Linked DNA regions of Homo sapiens: region 2 is linked to region 1. The links are chromatin contacts, found by Hi-C in ENCODE. All regions are on one chromosome and are shown on one strand. The core of a region is the stretch at or near the end of the contact, and the rest is flanking DNA. Distances in the headings are between cores, read along the strand shown. Region 1 holds the start of PRICKLE2 (prickle planar cell polarity protein 2). Region 2 holds the start of THOC7 (THO complex subunit 7).

The links. A loop is a pair of places that touch in the nucleus more often than their neighbours do. Pooled maps may share reads with other maps.
Region 2: a loop to region 1 is called in a pooled map, with 7 times the contacts of the local background. The contact joins the promoter of THOC7 here to the promoter of PRICKLE2 in region 1. A Hi-C loop is called at or near these places in 2 of 37 single-sample maps with no recorded cell type and 2 of 50 pooled maps.

The regions. Positions count from the first base shown.
Region 1 is chr3:64,221,859-64,228,026 of GRCh38, reverse strand. It overlaps PRICKLE2 (prickle planar cell polarity protein 2), which reads left to right and starts at 2,561. Exons shown (of 8, transcript NM_198859.4): 1 at 2,561-3,117. RefSeq lists a silencer at 2,380-2,674.
Region 2 is chr3:63,858,709-63,865,066 of GRCh38, reverse strand. THOC7 (THO complex subunit 7) reads left to right here and starts at 1,262. Exons shown (of 8, transcript NM_025075.4): 1 at 1,262-1,295. The coding sequence starts at 1,277. It overlaps ATXN7 (ataxin 7), which reads right to left and starts at 1,200. Exons shown (of 13, transcript NM_001377405.1): 1 at 909-1,200. THOC7-AS1 (THOC7 antisense RNA 1) reads right to left here and starts at 4,422. Exons shown (of 2, transcript NR_104326.1): 1 at 4,071-4,422; 2 at 3,248-3,568. RefSeq lists silencers at 524-743, 754-993, 1,324-1,543.

The sequences.
Region 1 (6,168 bases), core at 1,312-3,811:
CTAGATTCATAGCAGTTCAAAGCATTTGTATTGTATCATATGGAAAATGGCATATCAGTGGCTCACCCACATTAGATAGAACTTTGAGATATGCTCTAGGAATAAAGATGATTTTGCAGTCTTCCCTTTACCGCTTTCTCCCCACCTTTTGAATTTTAACTGGTTACTTAACTAATTTGCGCTGAAGTTAATGGTGGAAGCATGATTGTTTCTATTAATATTACCAATAGCTAACACTTATTGAGTGTTTGCTATGTAACAGGCTCAGTGTTAAATGATTCACATTAATGCTCATTGGATTCTCCCAATGGCCCCATGCAGGTAGGCACTATCATTATGCCCTAGGTTACATATAAGGACCTCAGGCCTCAAGTCATAGACCTAGCAAGTGTCACAGCCAGAGTCTGACCCCAGGCAATCCATTTTAGACTCCATGTTATGATGTTAATTCTTATGAAGTTGGTAGTGATGTGTCACATCTGTTCCAGGTGAAGAGTAATCTCTTGCTATGTTTCAGCTGTCTTCTTTATTTCATTGTTGATCACCTGTGAATTGCCTCTTATATGACCATGCTGATCATGAGTAGATGAGAGAGTAGTGTACCCATTTTTAAGAAACTGAGGCATGGAAAGTTGAAGTGACTTGTTCGTGGCCACACTGGGTTAGAATGTCACTGCTTCCACTTGGCTACTGGGGGCCCCAAACTGTTAGACTTGCTAATTGACTTTTTGAAGGATATTGAGGTCTGGGGAGACCATCTGCCTCCCTACACGCTCTGAGTTCTGTGTGATGGAAACTGAAGGCTGAGTGTTATTCATTTGCTTGTATTTTATTTCTCTTACTGAGAAGTTATTCCAGGTCTCATGATTTTCACCATGAAAGGTCTTCTGGGAACTAGAGAGAAGCATTCTGAAAGAAGTTATTAAGCATTATTAATACAATTACATACAACAAAAGACATAATTTAACTTCCCCACATCCAACAAAGAAATTCATTTGAAGCTTCAGGAACTGCAGCTGGAAGGGCAGAGCTCATCAGAGTGGGTTCCCCAGGCGGGGGAGTGTGGGCAAGGAGCCGTGCTAGCTGCTTTGTCCTTTGGGACACTTCTGTGCATGATGGAATATTCCTCCCTCCCAGCCTCCCCAACCTTTCCCTCACCCTTTACTTTCACTCACAGTGCTTCCTTATCACAGGCACAGAGTCCAGAATATTGCCTGGCTCTTGCCTCTCTCCTGGCCCGGGATACTGCACAGGCAGCATTGAAGGAATATATGATTTTAAACAATTAAAGATGACCATGGAAATACTCAGATGCTAGGAACAGTGATCAGCCTAGTAGATAGTATGCCTCGGTGAATTTTTCTAACTTCATTCAAAATATCAGAAATAGCTATTGAGTATGTGATATTGTGTTAATCTTCACCATAGTTCTATTCAATATTTTACTTTCTTTAATTGCAGTAGCCCATAAGGCCCTTGAAAGCAGAGACTGTGTTTATACCTAGCCTTTAGAGCTGTGCATGGCATAGAGTACGTGCTTAGTAAATATTTATTGAATGAGTGAATGGTACAGATGAGGTTATTGAAGATCCCACAAGTTAAGTTACTTGCCTAAGATCACACTGCTAGCAGGAAGGAAAGGCAGGATTTGAACACAGGGCTCTCCAAATGTATAGATTCCTTTCTTCCAGATTGCTTGGTTAGGCCGCCTAGTGGTGTATAAAAATGGAGCTCGGAGACCCCAAAGGTATTCAACAAAAGCTCTATCTGAGGTCTAGGAAATGTGGATTCTGACCCATCCTTGCTGAAATCCTGGTGTGACTTTAGAAAAGTCCTTTCTCCAGTTGTCTCCATTTTCTAATCTGTAAAATGAGGAGATGGAAGCAATGCTCTCTGAGGGTCTCAGGGTCTTCAGATGCCCTGGGAAGGTTTATGCTTTGTCTTCTTCTGCATGCAGTTGGAATTGGGGTAAGGGGTTAAAGGGCAGCTGACTGACTCACCACCCAAGCACGTGAGGAAAGGAGTCACTTGTGCTTTATTTCGAGGTGCACAAAAACTCAAAGGTGACATAGTCTCAGGCCAAAAAACAAGCAACACCCGAAAATGAAAGTTGAAGAGAGAAGAGAAAGAAAAAAAAAAAGGAGAGGCATTTTTGAAGGCTTGACACAGCATTTAATTAAAAAAAGAGTGCTCTGATTCCACTCCTAGGTTGGTGCAGCATATAATCTGAAACAGGCGCTCAGGTTGATAATTGTGCCCAGATCTGAACCTTGGCACCTAAGAGCACAGCTTTTAAGAAGAAAAAAAATAGGCATGTGTCTTTAAAGCCTCTCTTCTTATATGTGATTTTTTTCATGCTCATTTGGAGGTTACGTAGCTGGGCCTTTGCATCCAGCAAAGGCTTCCTTCCCCTCTCCCTGGCTTGGGGATTATTGATTTGGAAGGCAAGGCTAATTTACATGTAAATAAATCTCAGCACTGGGCAGCAGGATGGGACGTCCAGATGCCGTGACTGACTTGCTGACATCACAGCTTCATTAGCATGCGGAGGATGCAAGCACTGCAACAGCGACTTCTCAGGCACCACCAGCAGCGCCACCGAGAGTTATTATTATTTTTTGACCAAGCAGCACATTTCCTGGTTCAGTGGCTTGAGCTCTGTGAGCAGCTGACTAGTCACCCCGGGTCTGGCTCAGGATCAGCTGGTGACGCTGGGCTGGAGTCTATGACTTCTTCCTTCAGATTGTCATGAAGAAGGGGAGTTAAGAGGAAACTGGGGGTCCTCCGGAAGGCGATCTGAGCACTCAGGCTGATCTAGAGGAAGAGTAGAAGTCATACTTTTTTTCTCTTGCTTGGTGAATTCCCCAGCAGAGTCTGGATCCAGCAGTGCTGTTTTCCCTGAGGGAATGTGGAGCAGCTCGGCTTGAGTCTGTTGCCAGCTTCAGGAAGGGTTCAGACTGAAAAGGGGGTTTGAGGAGAAGATGCTTTGGCTGCCTGAGGTCCTGCTTGCGTTCTTAGAAGTCAGATCCAGGGAGAAAGTGAACTGGGACAATTGACAAGCTCCAAGGGTCTGGCAGAAGCTTCCTCCGAGACTGGGCATTTCATCCTCCCTGGAGGTGGGTAAGAAATTTGCTCTAATTCACAAATTAAACAGCAGTATATTTTCTAAGGAGGATGAGAAAGCCAGATCTAGGGCCTTTGCACTGGGGGAGGATATTGGGTCTTCGTTTTCTTGGCCAGGTAGCATTTTTGGTGGCCCTGCGACCCCTTTTGCCTTTTCTATGCTGATTAGAAAGCTCGATTACAAAGTGTTATGTCACAGCTCTAGGGAGTCCTGAAGAAACGCTTAAATCTTGATGCTTAAGAAGAAGCAGCGTTTCTCTAAAAGTGTAGCTTTCTTTAAAAAACCATAATAATATGGGGAAAGGGGCTAACAGACCAAATACCTGATAGCGTTCATGTACAGTAGTCATTTCAACACATGATGTCAGAAACCATTAGGGGATCTGAGGAACAAGGACTCAGCTGAGACTTCCAGGTAAAGAAATGGCTTTCAAATTATTTAGGTTTAATTTTAGACACTGCTTTCAGATTAGAAATGGTGACAGAGCTTCAGAATATGACTGCATAGCCTGGCTGAACACATGATTCGGTTTGCCCTCTATGCTGGGTTTCTTGAGGGAGTGATCATAGTTAGTTCTCCTCACTCTTGGCTTCTCGAAAACCAATCATAGCATTACTAATTTGCCATGGGGGTCTTGCAATGAAATACAGATTTTTAATCCCATGGTTTTTTGTTATGTGGTCTTGGACTATGCTGGGGTCCAGTGGGACTTTTATGAATCATAAATAATCCAGGCTGGGCCAAATCACACTGAGGTTAGCGATCCATACCAGATGTGATGCCATCCGCTGGTCCAAATGTGGCTCTTGTCTAACTTAGGCACATAGATTATTTCCCCAGTGAGAGAGTTCTGCTTCCCATATCAATGCATGTATGAGCACAGTCAGGGGAGGGCTCCAGTGTGCCATGAATATGTAGACATAGACTGCCGTGTACTGAATCTGCAGCTGGTAAGGCTGTGATTTGCTTTGCCTGCACATCTCTTCCCAAAGAGTGTTTTAAACCATCTCAGTGAGACTTAAACTAAATGAAGCAGCCTTGCCTCTTTGCTAGAGGCCAAATTGGCTGCTGTAATCCTGCTCCTCAGAAGGCTTACTGCCTGCTGATGGCTTTCACAGATGGGTCAGGATGAGGGTCCCCAAGGGCTCCAGAGTAAGTCACAACTTTGACATAATTACCATATTTTGGAAATTTGGATTTTAATGCCTTGAGTGCTTATAAAGGTTTTGCCTTTCCATCAAATGCTCCTTCCCCTTGGGAATTCTGTTTTTCATGTGAAAATTAAAACATACTGGCTCCATCGGGCATCTCAGTCTATAAAGATTCACGGGGCAGCCAGAAAGAGTAAAATAGCATTGTTTGAAATGGTGTGTTTATAAAGATTTACCCATGAAATGTGAGGGAATAAAATAGAAATAGAGGAAGAAAGATGCATTTATGGAAGCTTAAAGAATGAGAAGGGAACTTAGAGGTTAGATAGTATGAGATGATATTTATCCAGGGCTCAGACTCTGGAGCTGGAAAGAGCTGAAGATACTTAAAGCTACCCATTCCTGCCAGTAAAGTGGAGAGAGCAATGGAATCTATAGTTAGGGTGATAGGTGTAAGGATTTAATGAGATGACCTATGCAGAGCACAGTGGCAGCCACATAGTAAATATTCAGTAAATATTAGCTGCTATTGTTGTTGTTGTTGTTGTCATTGTTACCATTTTGTCATTATCATTATAAGTGTTGTTGCTAAAAAACAGTATTGAAAAGGCAACATGTTCACATCCATTTGCCTGCAGAAAGGTTTTGCTAGCAGAAAAGATGCCATCTCTGGTACTGTTATATCCAAATGATTCCCACTCAAAGAAACTTTCCACCCTATTGATTGAGTTGACAGAATAAAGTATATTATCCAGAACTACTGTATTTCACAGAACTGAAAGTGACCAGCTGGTATAATGAAAATCATTTAGAACTAACTGGGGCTTAGGCAGCCTTAAAGAAGGCATCCTGTTTTGGCAGCTGACAAGTCACATGTAGAAAGCTGCGGGGTCCCAGTTGGAATCAATGCATTTCTAGATTTCTCTTCTGCTTCACCTATGCATGTGAGAGACAGTCCTTTTCTTTCTTAATTCTTTTCAGTGCAGATATTGAGCATTTTCTTCTCTATCCAGGGAGGCCATTGAATATGTGCTTAACCTGCTGGTTGGCTCCTCAGAAGTTCCAAGGCTGAATTTTTGCCACCATCTGGGTGCCTTCAGCTTATGGGTTGGCTGCTAAGGGAAAGGAATAGCCCTCCCCTGCCTGCCTGCCTACCATGGCCCAGTCTGTCTGCTTTTGTTTTGTGTCACTGCTATGGCACAATTTTGCCAGGCTCGTGGTCTGCCTCCTTCATGCCGGTGGGCCTACTTCTGTCACACAAGTGGACTGCTGTTTCTCCCTTTCCTCCCAAGATCTTTCTTTTTAATTTTGGGGAATTAGAACTCTGACACAGGGATCTGAAAGACAAAAGTGAATTACAAGAGTGAGAGGAGTCTGCCATAAAATTCTTTCCCAAGAAACTCGGAACTGGGAGTTGGTCGTTCCTGGTTGCTACTGATCTTTAGTAGAGTTGTGTTTTGCACGGAGAATAATATTTATACCTTAACCACAGCCCACCTCCCTTACTTCCTGATGGGAGGTATGATCTCAGGAGAGTTGCCTGACCTCTCTGAACTTTGGCTTCCTCATATGAATATTGGAAATAAAGTCCCCTGAATGCATGGGATTGCTGTGAAGATAGCGGCTATAATGCCCTTGCCCAATTCCTGGTACTGACTGGATGTTGAGCATATTTCCCAGTTAATCCCGATCTGTGAACAACAGGGGGCAGTAATTTTAATATTTATTTAACGGAGAAACTGAAGGCCAATAGAATTAAATTAGAAATCAATAACAACAAGGTATTTGGGAAATCCAAGTAAAATGACATAGCAGATGACAAACCGTGGTACCCGTCTAGTGCTTCTTTTAATAAACATCAGTTCCAAACACTCTGAATTTGAGAAGGGCTC
Region 2 (6,358 bases), core at 13-2,512, 360 kb after region 1:
GATGCAAGATCTACTTGGGGGACAGGAAAATTGGAAAACAACGGTATGGCTGAATAAAATAACAAACCTGGGTTCAAAATGAGACACGATCCTGGTGCTAATCGTATCTATCCCACTGGAGGTCAAATCAGCTGCACTGGTGCCTGTTTCCTCATCCACCTCTCACCACCTAAACGTGCCATTTACGAGAAAGCTATCGAAGTTGAATCAAAGTGACTTTTGGAAAGAGATGCCAATATAATTTGCAGTGTGCTCCAAACAACTACACACAAGGCAACGTTTCTCATTGAGCACCCCCGCCCCCACTTTCAACTTCCCCTTAAGATAGGGACAGTCACATAGACATTTTTTGAAAATCAAAGAGAAAAATAAAAGCACCCCATCACGATCACCGACGAAATCCCGACTCTGTGGTGGAATTGGGTGCCGGGTGAGGACGATGGCAACACGCTCCTGGTCGCTTCGCGAACTCCTCCGGGAGGTCGCCAAGTTTCTCTTTCACCCTTTTTCCCGCACCCGCCGAGCCCAGGAAGGAAGGGGGCGGCCGCAGGGGCCGGAACCGCGCGACCTGGAACCCGGGGCCTTTTTTGATTGCCGGCCGCGCCCCGCGCAAGTGCCGGCGTTCGAGACCCGCCCCAGCGCGCGTGGGCGCCAACTTCGCGGGGACCCCCAGCGACGCGCCCCCCTCGGTACCCCTAGTCCCGCCTCTCCTGGGCTCAGCCGGATCCGGGCGTCCCCGTCACCCTCCCCACCCCCCAGGGAAACGAGCCCACCCCTAGCAGCGTCACCCTGGATGGGGCGGCGGGGCCGCAGTCACCTTCCCGGGGAAGAAGCCGGGACCCCGACTGCGGGCGGCCCGCAGCTCCCGCCGCACCCCCGCAGCCCTGGCGGCGTCCGGGCGAGCTCACCTGGCGGCTGGCTGCGGCCTCCGGGGCGGCCTCTGGGCGTGGGCCGGGCGGGGGCTGCAAGGGGGGCGGCGGGAGCCCGGGCTGCAGCCGGGGCCGCCGCCGGCCGCCAAGCCTCGCCCCAACTCGCGCCGGCCGCGGCCGCCCCCGGGGAGTACCGGGAGCGCGGGGAGCGCGGGTCCCGCGGCGGCGGCGGCGGCGGCGGCGGCGCGGCGCGGCGCGGCTCAGGCGTCGGAGCAGGCGGCCGCGGGCGCCGCCGCCTCCTCCTCCATGGCTGTTTACCCGGCTGCATTGTGGGAGTTTGACCTCCGCCGCCGCCAACCGCCGCCTCAGCTTGCGCCGCCGCCGCCGCCGCCGCCGCCGCGCACGCCATGGGAGCCGTGACTGACGGTGAGGCCCCGCTCGCCGCCACACGCGCCCGCTGCACGGCCCGCTGGGCCTCCCCTGAGACCCCTGGCCTCCCGGCCCGCTTCCGGGAACCCCTCGGCCTCCCCGGCCTCTTCGCCAGAGCGCTTCGGCCTTCCCGACCTCTCCCCGGAGCCCCGGGCCTCCCCGGCTGCTTCCCTGAGTCCTTCCTCCTCTCGCCAGAGCCCGAGCGCCCCTCGGAGACCCTCGGCTTTCCCCGTCCGCTCTCCCGGAGGCAGCGCGGGGCTATAGGGTGTGCCGGGAGCGTGGTCGGTGGGCTGGGAACACACGTGGGTGGCCGAGACGGCTAGAAGCGGTGCAAGGGCGGGTGGGACCAGAGGGAGTCCGGGTTTGTCTAGGGGCGCGGTGAGGACCCAGGAGCCGCGAAGGGTGGACAGTGGTGCCGGGCTTAGGGCTGGGGGCCTGGAAGGTTTGTGGAGGTCTGGGAGGGAGTGGGAGCTCCAGGGACGGGGCGGGAATTTCGGGACTCGTCTACAAGGGGTGTCAGGATACAGAGCGTGACACCAGGAGGGGTCCTGGGGCATATTGGGAAGCACTCACAGACAGTGGAGTCGATGGCAATGAGGCCTTGAACTGCGAGTGGATTGTGGGTGAGAAGGAGGAGCAGGGAATTATTTATAAAAGGAATAGATAGGGATGAGGTATCCGGAGGGTGATCAGGAAGTGTACCTGGGAGATTTACGGGGGTAAGGAGGAGCCAGTATAGTGATGAGACCGTCTAGGGTAGATCAGGACGATAAAAGATGTATGTGTGTGTGTTAGGAAGGGTGGTTGTCAGCTGGGATGAATTTAGAGGGGCAAAGGCTGGGTTTGTGGACAGTCTAAGGGAGATGGTCTATGGACTGAGAGCGGAAATAAGGTGACACTTTGGGGGAAGGGGCATGATTGGCAACTGGAGGGAGAACCTACAAGGTATCTGGTTAGGGAGGAAGGAGGTCCTTTGATATCTGGGAAGGGGATATCTAGGGCTCTTGGGTGTTTTTCAGGAGATGGTGACCGGTAACTGTAAATGCCTGTGGAGAGGCCACTTCTTAAGAGTTGAAGACCACCAGGGTCTCCACATTAAAGGGCCTGGCCATGGGAAGAACAGTGATAGGCCCAAATTTCCAGACTGATAAAGAGTAGTGGAGGTGGGAGGCTACTAAAGACCCAGGAACTTCATGTGGAATTTCAGCTTTGCTTCATTCCAGTTTCATTTATTTAGTGGATATTTATCCTTCCTGGACTAGGCTTTGGGATTACAACCCAGAACTAACAAGCAAGAACTTTTCCCTCTCCAAAATTTTGGTCTGAAGGGAAAGAAACATTGACTAATGAGTTTTAAGAGTGACAAATATTACCACAAGGAAGTACAAGGTTGGGAACTGTAGGAACATGTAACAAAGATTATTTATCCAATCAATGGAAATGAGAAAGCCTCCTCGAAGTTAATCCCATTTTTGAAGAATAAATAGATATTGGACTGGTGTTCTGGGTTGGTAGCCACTTGTATAAAGACCCCAAGATGTTGGAAGAACTCAAAGCTGACAAGTATTGCTAGAATTTAGAAAGTTATGAGCCAGAGATCTCTAAGGGCAATAGGAATCCATTAAAAGTTTTAACACTGGTGTGGTGTTAATCAGATTGGCATTAAAACACACACACATGCCGGGCACAGTGGCTCACGCCTGTAATCCCAACACTTTGGGAGGCCAAGGCAGGCGGACCTCTTGAGCTCAGAAGTTCAAGACCAGCCTGGAAAACATAGTGAGACCCCATGTCTACAAATACAAAAAAATTGGTCTGGCACAGTGGCACACACCTGTAGTCCCAGGACTTGGGAGTCTGAGGAGAAAGGATCACTTGAGCCTGGGAGGTTGAGGCTGCAGTGAGCCAAGATCGCGCCAGTGCACTCCAGTCTGGGTGACAGAGTGAGACCGTGTCTCATTAAAAAAAAAAAAAACACACACACACATACACACTGTCTCTGTTATGTGCAGAATGATTAGAGGAAGAGAAAATGAGGAGCTAAGTTTCCTCGCCACTTACTAACGTTTACGTAGTGCTGTTAGGTATTATTCTAATTGTTATCCCCATTTTACAGATGAAACAGACACAGGTTAGCTTGCCTAAGGTCGCACAGATAGTAGTTATAGAGGGTCAAAGGCAGGGAGACCACCTGCCGAGTTCCTGCTCTTCACTATTATGCGTCCTGTGTCTGCTACTTCTGCAGTGGCCCTGGTGAGAGACAATGAGGACTGTGACCAAGAGGGAATGCAAAGAGGACAGGTGGGAGGGAAATAGGGAAATTTGTGAGGTAGAATGTCAGGACTTCAGGTATTGAATGGATGGTGGGAGAAGGGATTTAGGATGATCCCAGGTTTTTGACTTCACTGTGTGCCTGTTAGTGCTACTTTTCTATTTATTGAGATTGAGATGTCCAAAGGAGCAACAGGCTTTGTCAGATGGGAGATAGGGACAGAAGATGAGTTCTAAAGTAATGACTGCAGTCAAGTGCCCCCCCACATCCTTAAAAGCCACAGGAATCTCTACCCTGCCACTTACAGACTGTCTCAGCTTCAGTCTCTGAACGGAGATAATAATAAAATCCACATCAGCGGATTGTTTTGAGGATTAAACACAAAAAGTTGTAAAGGGCTTTGCATTGAGTCCAACACATAATAATTAATATTCAGTAAATATTAATGTCAGAGTTGTTTTACTAATCTGTCTTCCACTTTCCTTTGATGTGGACTTTGCCTTCTCTCTTAATCTGCACAGGTTGCCTTTTCCTGCCTTTTCTATCAGGTGACACTCCACTTATTCCTCAAGACCCACCTCAAAAATCCCCTCTTTTCTTTCCTAGAAGTAGTTGACCTTCTGCCTACTAGCCATATTATTTTATGCATATTGCTGCTGTCACCCTTAATACGTTATTTATATGCCTTATGCTAGAAAACATTTAAGGCAGTTCACTGTAATGAGAAAATATAAAAATTAAACGGATTAGAAAACAAGACAAAAAGAACATTGAGATTAGGAAAAATAAAGGGAAGTCAGAAGTGGGGTGATCCTCAAAATGCAGGAGGATAAAGTCTAGTACATTAATTAACCAAGCTGTAAGTGACCTGTTTCTCCAGTAGGCCATTCTGAGAGGCAGGACCTCGTCTGCTCTGTGATCTAGTGTTCATGAGAGAAGGCAATCTTAGATGCCCAGGAAAAGCACTTTTTTTTTCTGATTTGAACTAGAGGAAAAGTTTATCATTGAGGTCTTTATAAATGAAAGCCAGTGTCATATCCTTAACCTCTTTTCAGCACTGAAGATCATAGAGCTGTTTTGTAGCACATCCCTTGCTAGGTAAAAGAAGGCTAAATCACAATTTAGAAAGACATTCTAAAGCCAGTAGAGGCTGGGTGTGGTAGCTCACACCTGTAATCAATCTTAGCACTTTGGGATGCTAAGGCAGGAGGATCACGTGAGCCCAGGAGTTTGCGACCATCCTAAGCAACACAGCAAGACATGATCTATACTACAGAATTTTTCAAATTAGCCAGGCGTGTGTGGTGGTGTGCACCTGTAGTCTCAGCTACTCATCTCTACTAAAAATTTTCTTAAATTAGCCAGGTGGAGTGGAACACACCTGTAGGTAGTCCCAGCTACTCAGGAGGCTGAGGCAGGAGGATCACTTGAGCCCAGGAGTTTGAGGTTGCAACGAGCCATGATTGCACCACTGCACTCCAGCCTGTCAACAGTGCTAGACCCTGTCTAAAAATAAATAAATAAAATCAATGGACAATGTGGTTTAGGTGGGTAGTGGGTAGCTCTGCTGATCTGGCTTGATTCAAATCAGGGTTTTTTGATTGAATATCTAGACCATAGAGGAAAGACAAACTACAACTTCTTCAGACAATCCTCTATAAACATGGTTTTTGTCAGCTGAGCTTTTGAAAAAATCAAGCTGAAATGAGTGGTATGTGTGATCCGTCAACAAGTATTTATTGCATACCTTCTAGGCACAATGCGAGGTCCTGGCTACTTTGCAGTGAACTAGACAGAGGAGGGCCCTGGCCCCTGCTTTGGGGAAAGAAGCCATAGTGTGCAATCAAATAAGTAAATAAGATAATTTCTGAAAAGGAATGTAATTAAGTTCTGAGAATGAACTTGATGGAATGAGGACAGAGAGTAATGGGGGAGGGCAGTGATACCTGACAGGTTCAACCACATGAAGAGCCCAGGAAAGTATTCCAGATAGAGACAACAACTAGTGCAAAGGCCCGAGGTGAAAACAAGCTCTGCACCCTTTAGAGGAAATAAGGAAAGCCACTGGGCTGGATCTAGGGACAGGACTGCATCCAGGTGGGCCAAGAGGAGTACGATGCAAAAGGAGGTAAAAGGGAGCTCAGGAGGAGCCTTGCAGGCTTTGGAAAGGAGACTGAATTGTCCTTTGTGGGCATTTAGAAATGATAGGAGGATTGTAAGCAGGAGAGTTAGTGATCCAATTCATCTTTTAGATCATTCTGAGTTGCATAAAAAATGGATTCTAGGAAGGCAAGAATGGAAACAGGGAGTCCAATGCAAAATATTCCAGATGAGAGAAATGTGGGCTTGGATTAGAGCGATGTTAGTGTGGAAGATAGAAGTGGATGCTCTTGATATCTCATTCATCCTCCTGGAAAGCTCTTGGAGGAGTACCAGTACCTGTCCATGGAGCTTACATAAGAGCCAATGTCTTTTACAAATTTGATGTGCCTGTATCACTGTCCCTTCATGTAATCCATTCCTCTGGGTCTGCGTATCCAGTTGGACTGGGAGCTCTTGAAGAAGCAGCCCTTTATTTCCTGCACTCAGTTTGAGGAACTGCCCTGCTTTAGAGTAGCTATAGCTACTAGACTGGATATTTTCACCACTACTGTCATGTTATAAGTGAAAAAGTAGAGGTCTTTGGAAGTTAGTGACTTGCAGTCACACAGGTAGTTTGTGACAAAGCCATTTTCTCTCCTTCCCTTGTTGCCAACTCTAGCAGTCTGGCTAGCTGAAAAACAGTGTG